Linked DNA regions of Homo sapiens: regions 2 and 3 are each linked to region 1. Evidence: chromatin loops called from intact Hi-C (ENCODE). Cell type or tissue: IMR-90. All regions are shown on one strand. Region 1 overlaps LHFPL2 (LHFPL tetraspan subfamily member 2). Region 2 overlaps LHFPL2 (LHFPL tetraspan subfamily member 2). Region 3 overlaps LOC124900191 (a long non-coding RNA gene).

The links. A loop is a pair of places that touch in the nucleus more often than their neighbours do. Peaks named below come from ENCODE experiments on the same cell type or tissue, not always from the same donor. Only the 100,000 strongest peaks of a DNase experiment are listed, where the experiment ranks them.
Region 2: it touches region 1 in a loop (2.0-fold over the local background); 4 of 110 quality-filtered maps call a loop at or near these places.
Region 3: it touches region 1 in a loop (16-fold over the local background); 2 of 110 quality-filtered maps call a loop at or near these places.

Annotation. Positions count from the first base shown.
Region 1 is chr5:78,594,231-78,596,730 of GRCh38, forward strand. All of the region lies in intron 2 of LHFPL2 (LHFPL tetraspan subfamily member 2), which reads right to left. Among named protein-coding and RNA genes, the nearest start is that of LHFPL2, 53 kb to the right of the region's middle. In IMR-90, a CTCF peak has its summit at 1,140; a DNase peak (open chromatin) is centred at 1,091; H3K27ac peaks cover 1,111 bases.
Region 2 is chr5:78,504,081-78,506,580 of GRCh38, forward strand. The region is part of intron 4 of LHFPL2 (LHFPL tetraspan subfamily member 2); the gene reads right to left. Among named protein-coding and RNA genes, the nearest start is that of LHFPL2, 140 kb to the right of the region's middle. RefSeq lists an enhancer at 790-1,298. In IMR-90, no CTCF peak of the experiment used is centred here; a DNase peak (open chromatin) is centred at 1,001; H3K27ac peaks cover 1,072 bases.
Region 3 is chr5:78,746,501-78,749,000 of GRCh38, forward strand. All of the region lies in intron 3 of LOC124900191 (a long non-coding RNA gene), which reads right to left. Among named protein-coding and RNA genes, the nearest start is that of LHFPL2, 99 kb to the left of the region's middle. In IMR-90, no CTCF peak of the experiment used is centred here; a DNase peak (open chromatin) is centred at 1,461; H3K27ac peaks cover 949 bases.

The sequences.
Region 1 (2,500 bases):
TCGGCCCTATGTAGCATGTTAACTCTGTTCCCCTATTTTTAGGGGGAGAGGCAGCATAGCTTTGTATAGACATCCTCCGACTCAACTTGGGCAGGATGTCAGCTAACTGTGTGGCCTTGGACACATTAATTAACTATTAGCTATTCACTGTATCTGTAATATACGCTGTCTAATGTATCTGTAAGGGTTAAATCAAGTTTCTAGCACATACATAATAGATAGAAGCTATTATTCACCCAGGTGAAAGCTCTAAAAACAAGCAGCTGACACACAGCCACCATCTAACAAATTAATCAAAATCCTGTAATAAAGTAATAGTGGCTATAAGCTTAAACTGGCACACAGCAGTCAGTTCATAGCCAGAGCCCTACAAATCATGAACAGTTCCTTCACTACACTGTTTGGGTAGGGATTCTATAATTTTTCCTAAGTGTTCCCCTGGGATAAGAACCAAGACACAAGAAAGAGAAAAGGGACAAACTTACAAGTTAGCAGAATGTTTTACTTGAAAACACAGTGCAAAAGTTGAAGGTAAAAAAACTTGACATTTTATAATAGTCTTTGTTTGATTCTAGAAAGCCAAACAGTCCCTAATTACTAAATCACATATAGAATGGACATAGCCGCCAACGACCAAAGAAAGAATATAAATTGCATGTCACATCTCAACTTCAGAGAGAAACCATCTGATGTGGCTAGCCTTCTGAGTGGGTGCTAGCACTGTGTTCTTTCCTTGCTCTTAGAATAGAGTCTGGGGACCAGCCTGGCTGGCCTAGCTATCTCTCAGGGACCAGATAGCAAACTTTGTACCCTGTGTGTTTCGAATTCACACTCAAGAATGTGAAAATAATCAGCTATGCCATCTCAACATGCACTGATGAACAGTTTTCAGGACTGCTTCAAACCAGGAACTAAGGTAAAATAACAAGTTAGACAAGCCATGTGCAGACATCCCGCCTCCAGTCAGGACGTGGGGATTCTCCTTCCTGGAGACAGACTATATTTTTACAACAGGCTTTTCTATTTTCCTTACAGATTGCTTCAACTATAACAGCACAAACCAAACATCTGAAATAATGAGTCATACTGGCTTGAATCCGAAGCACCAGGTCAAATGCAGTTTAAGCCACGTCAGTGCTTAAAGGCAACCCTCATGTGGTGAGTGGACAGATTTCTGCCACCAGAAATCTATAAGCCCTTTCCACCTAGGTGAACAATGTCTCAGTGTGGGAGGCAAGACAAGTGTTTCTAGCTGTTCAGGACCAGGCTAGGAGAATCTTCTTTCTTCCTTTCCTTTTTTTAGACAGGGTCTCACTCTGTCACCCAAGGTAAGTGCAGCAGCGTGACCACTGCTTACTGCAGCCTTGAACTCCTGGGGTCAAGCAATTCTCCCGCCTCAGCCTCCGGAACAGCTGGGACTACAGGCTTAAGCCACTACACGTGGCTAATTTTTTAAAATTTTTTTTGTAAAGGCAGGGTCTCACTATGTTGACCAGGCCTGTCTTGAACTCCTGGCCTCAAGCAATCCTCCTGCCTTTGCCTCCCAAAGTGCTGAAATTATAGGTGTGAGCCACTGCAGCACCCAGCTGTTCCTTCTTTCTTAAATTGCCTCTCTTTGGAGGGGATTCCTGATGAGGAAAAAACAAAAAAGAAACTCAAAAACTTACAGCATTTTTTCCTATAAGCATTCTGGTAAAGGGGAGTCCAAGAGAAAGGAGGTTTAAATGAACAATAATGGTATTAAGTAGCATTACAAATATTATTTGTGGATTTAAGTTAAATTTGTTCTTGATTCTATGAAATATGAAAGTCAAAACATTCTTTCATCAGTTAAAAAAAGCAGCCCTCTCTGCAGCTGTTCTAGACCGAAGATGACAAAGTTTATAATAAATTATAAGCAACCCTCATGACATCTAAATTATACATTTATTTTCCTCCTTCACAATATCATTATAATGTCTCCAATTAAAGCCCGACAAATTTTGGAAATTGAATTGAAAAGATATACAGTTACAAGAACTTCTCAAGAAAGATGCAAGGAGAAAGGGTCCTCATCCCAAAAGATTGGACTTGCAGGAAACACAAGCTCACATCATCCTACAGAAGGTAAGCAGCTGCCTAGAGGACGACCTTTCTGATAAAAGAGTAAAGCATGCAGGCATGAACGAATCAATGAACATTTGAATGAAATAGCCCTGGGATCACAAAGTTCCAAGAATATTTTTCATGAGTCTCACAGTGCCCAGTTTTCCTTTAACATAAGTCTGTCTTACCTTTTCTAAGACATACCTAATGTGATAAAGAGAAACCTAGTAAAAATGATTGACCTTCCTTGGCAATCTTTGTGACTCTTACCTATTCATTCCAACTCTGCTTAGGGATAAAAGTGTCACGTGCCTGTCTGAAATTGTCTCCTATAGCCATGTCTGAATTATCCAAAAGTCAGGACACCTCCCCGCCATGGTCCCAGAACCCAGCTAGGAACCCAGAAAAGCAATCT
Region 2 (2,500 bases), 90 kb before region 1:
TGGTATTTTAAAACTGATTCAGACACGGAACTGTTGGACCTGACTTCTGGTGGAGCATCATCTGTCTGGACAGCCAGAAACCAAGAGCCTCCCTTTGGCAGCCAGAAGTCCTCAGGGCCTTGTGCTCACCAGGAACAAAAGGAAGGGCTGTTCCCTCTACTCTCCCCATGCCTCTTTGAGGGTGTTCTGAAGGTGGGCAACCAAGGTCACACCACCCCAGAGAAAGCCCGGTGACTTTTTCAGGAGAAAAATTCTGAGGCAGGGCTCCATGTGTGCCAGGCATCTCCGTCCATCTCCCTATGCTTCCCAAGCCCCTGTTCTGATTTCTCTCCTCTCAGTGGCTGACCTTGTCTTTTGGGCCTGAGAGTGAATGAGTAGGGCATGAGATCAGTCATGGGGTTGGGCTATGGTCATAACCTTGATGCTTAAGGTGATTTTTTACCCTGTGTAAAAAGCAGTAAGAATACCAAATCCTGGAGAGTGATCAGCTGCATTTCGTATGCCCACCCATACTTCCATGCATCAGATTTATGACAAAAGCAATTATATAAGCAGCAAAGGCAAAACCCCCACGTGTCTGTCTCTGCTTTTCCTTTTATTGCTTTTTTTCATGTTGTCCTCTTTCACCCTCAATCATTGCTCACTTCCAAGAAGGCTGAGCCTGCATACACCAGGCCCTTCACCGCCACTGCCAGCGCCATTCCCACGACCACACACCCTTCACCCCAGCCCTGCAGAGGCAGGGTTCAGCCCCAGGGCAATCTATCTGGTCAGACTGGTGGGGCAGCTTGCTAAGGCTGTCCTGCTGGACTGAGACCCATGCAGGCAGAGGGCTGGAGGGAGTAGAGTGTGAGAGCCAGCCCAGCATAAAGGGAAGACTGGAAGATAGCAGGCAGCTGGCCGGTGGCTCATGCTTATGGCAGTCCCTGTGGAATAGGCCCAGCCAGCACAAGTGAGCCAAATCCTGAGCTCAGTTTAATGGCTTCGGTCCCAAACCTGAGTCACTGGGGATTCCATGGACTTCTAAGAGAGCCCTACACGCATTTCCAAAAACAAACTGCTTGATGTTGTCATGGAAAACCTGGATCTTTGCATTCTATGGTTTCACGATGGATTACATCCAGGTCACAACCTAAGGAAGACAGCTGGCAAAAAGCCAACCCTGCTGGCTGATCACCCGGCTTTTGTAATGAATCCCAGAGGGATGCAAACTGATGTGTGTTGCTGCCTCTGCCAAGTCCTTGGACAAGTTCTCACCTCATGAAGACTAATCAACCTGTGATTTACTCCGCCAGGAGAATCTCAGAAGCCACCTGCAATCAACACTCAACGGCTAGAAGCTGCCTCCAGAAAGAGAAGGAATGGAAAATGTGTGTGTCAGGGGAAGGGGAGGGGGAGGAAGGAGCTCTGTTTTCTTGTCAATTTGACTGCTCTCTCCTGCCTTTTAAAAAAATGATCTGAGGACACCCCTGGTTACACCAAAGCCACAGGACTGCTGTGCACCCTGAGCTCCAACACAGGCAGGCTCTTAAGGACAGGGAAGGCCCCTACACACTGTATTTGTGTTTGATTGGAACAGAGTAAGGTCAATTCTAAAAGCTACAAGATATCCCTGTTCCGTAGAATGCAACAAATCCGGGAAACAAATAATATACTAAAACTTGCCAAGAAAGCAGAAATACTTTGATAATGATTCTATAGCTACCATTTATTATTTACTGTGTGTTAAGCACTATGCTTAAGCCTTTCTCATATATTATCTAACTTAATCCTCAGAACAGTCCTGAGGTATAAACCTATTGTTATGCCCATTTTACAAGTGAGAAAACTATGGTTCAGAAAAGTGAGGCAAATTGGTCCGTGTTTCACAGGCACATTCAGGTGAGGCCTGAACCCTCATTACTGAGTGAGTGCTGAATGTCAAGGACATGTGCACAGTATTTAGAAAGTATCAGCCGGGTGTCCACCTAATGGTGCCCTGAAGGCAGATCCTGCTATCTGGATTCACATAACAGGCAATGATTATATTTCATTACTGCTTAAGTTAGCCCAGAGTTTGGGATTTCCATTGAAGTAGCAGATTCTTTCACACCCAGTTTCTAAACTCAGAATATCAAGATTTTGATTATTTATGCTGTGTTTTTTTATAGACAGTGAAGGCTACACAAGCCTGTGGCCTATTTATATCTTAAAATTAGGTGTAGCAAAAGAATATGCTTACGATCATTTCTCATCCAGTCACATTTTTGCCAAAATGTAAGTTGTAAGAACAAACACAGCCTGAGTGTATTTCTAAAGAATCCTTTTGTTGCTCTGGCAACAGCCTCCTTTCTCACCATTTGTTTCAGTGTTGAAGAGATCCAGGGCTGAGGGAGAGGGGGCATAGGGAGAGAAAAGGCAGATGCTCCCAGCTGCAGCAAGTCCTTGCTGAGGCTGGGGCTGACCAGAGGCTATCACAGATTGGCCAACGGGAGAAAGCAAGCCAGCCCTTTCAGATGCC
Region 3 (2,500 bases), 150 kb after region 1:
CAGGGCTGCCTCTAGAAGCCACATTTCTTGGACTTGAGATTTGAACCTTGTCAGGAACAAAGCAATTAACTGAGTTCCCCGTAAGTTGGCCGGACAAGTGAAGTGAGCTGGAAAATTGAGGTAATTTTCTGGACCAGTCAGACTAGAAACAAAAAATAAATGTAAAAGCAACCCAGCTTCAACTTTCTGGATCTTTCAGTAAAATAATTTCAGCCCAAATGATCTGGAGAATTGCCTCCATTTTATGTTGTATTGTGGACACAGTCTTAGGGAATCCATTTGCCCCCCCAAACCGGACATCTCTACCTTGAATGCACTTTTATAAGAAGTGCTTCCTGGTTTCCCCATTTTTTTTTTCATAATCTATGTAGAGGATAGAATCATTCCTACTTTTTCTTCCCCAAGCAATGCTTGCACATGGTCACAGTTGGAAGCCGTAACAAGCAGGATGGAAGAAATCACATCCTATTCACAGCTAACAGGTGAACCTGCAAATTAATTAACTGGTGGAAATGCTCAAAACAAGTCGTTAAGGAGCCAGGTAATGTTTGTGGATGAGCTGCGTGCAGGTGGGCTGGCCATAGCCATGGCCCAATTCCTCACACGCGTCTGGGCGGTCCAGAGGGCGGGGTAAGGGGCAGGGAAAAGGGCAGTCGGGAACTTTTTTTCCTTGGCAGCCCATCTGCTGAGGTCACAAACAAGCCACACTCCAGCTGCTCTGCCATCTCGGCCTTGTGGGTGGTCTCTCATATACTCGACCAGCCACACAACACAGCCCACCCCCTGCTTATGGCCTCTGCCAGAGTATTTATTAGGAACCGTGCCTTCTTGGAACACTAAATAGCTAGGCTTCATAATTAAAGACTTCATTAGTTACTTGTTGCGAATTTCCATGGCTAATGGGACTCAGGGCTGCATTATTTATGGCATTGGAAGGCTTCCCATCAATCAATCTCAGATCTCCTCTTTTGCCAGGTGCCCACCACACACCCCCTCCCCACAAGTCTGCCAGCAGGATGGGAGGTAGTCAGTGCCATGGTTAACAGGAAAAAAACTCCCAGGGTCTCCACACTGGTCTGCATGAATTCATAGTGAGGCCAAAACTAGGCTGGGAAATGGAGCAAATCTGATGCCCATTTATCATCTTTTAATTGTCTTCTCTTCTTGCTCATCTCATAAGGGGGCATTTCAGCAGATGAGGCTGAACTTGCTCCATGGCCTGTCTTTCAAGATTGTCACTCTAGGGATTATTTTAGAAGCTCTTTGGGGCAGAAGAATGGAGACCTTTAGAGAAAAGGAGCTAAGAAATGCGTTCAGAGCTGCCAAGGAAGCTGGCAGAATACGATCATGAGATCAGTACATTTTTCCTTGAAAGAGTCATTGTGTGGCCTAGTTTGAGAAAAAGCTTTCTTTTCTAATTCCTACTGCATGAGAGAATGCATAATATCAACACAGCTGATATTTGATTACTACCTCATTTCAGGGACTATTCTAAGCTCTTTACCCTCATTCTCTCATTTACTCCTTATGCAGTAGCTCTACACCACAATCTGTTCTCCTCTTCCAAGAGTCGTAGCTGGAACATGGCTGTCCAGCCTGGGACTGCATTCCTCGGTCACCCTGGAAGCCAGGTGAGGACATGTGACCACACTTTCACCAATGGAAGCTGAGCAAGGGCCTGCCAATCTCCAGCCAGAGCTTTTAGAAAGCAGGCTGCCTCTTTGATGTTCCTTCCTCCTTTCCTGTTAGCTGAGCTGGTGGAACATGGAGTGGTCTTAAAACACAAGTTGGGCAGGCTTCGTAGCTTACGCTTGTAGTAATCCCAGCACTTTGGGAGGTCAAGGTGCGCAGAAAATGAGGTGAGGAGTTTGAGACCAGCCTCACCAACACAGTGAAACCCCGTCTCTACTAAAAATACAAAAATTAGCTGGGTGTGGTGGCAGGCGCCTGTAATCCCAGCTACTCGGGAGGCTGAGGCAGAATTGCTTGAACCTGGGAGGCGGAGGTTGCAGTGAGCAGAGATCACGCCACTGTATTCCAGCCTAGGCAACAGAGCTAGACTCCATCTCAAAAACAAACAAACAAACGAACAAACAAAAAACACAAGTTGTTTATCAGAGTTGGTGTCCAAGCCACTCACCATTCCAGAGCATCCATCCTGGGTGGTTTTGTGACAGAAATAAACTGCTTGCTCCTTAGCTTGCTACATGTTAGGGCTCTTTATTAGAAAGCTTATCTTACTACCCTAGCATACTTTGCAACAACCCTCCAATGTAAGTTTATTTATTTTAATATTTTTTAGAGACAGGGTCTTTCTCTCTCATCCAGGCTGAAGTGTTGTCACACCATCATAGCTCACTGTAGCCTCAAACTCCTGGGCTTAAGCCACCCTCCCGCCTCAGCCTCCTGAAGCACTGGGATTGCAAGCGTGAGCCATTAAGCCTGGCCTTTAAATGAAACAAACAAACAAAAAACAACCCATTTTACTGCATTTACAAAA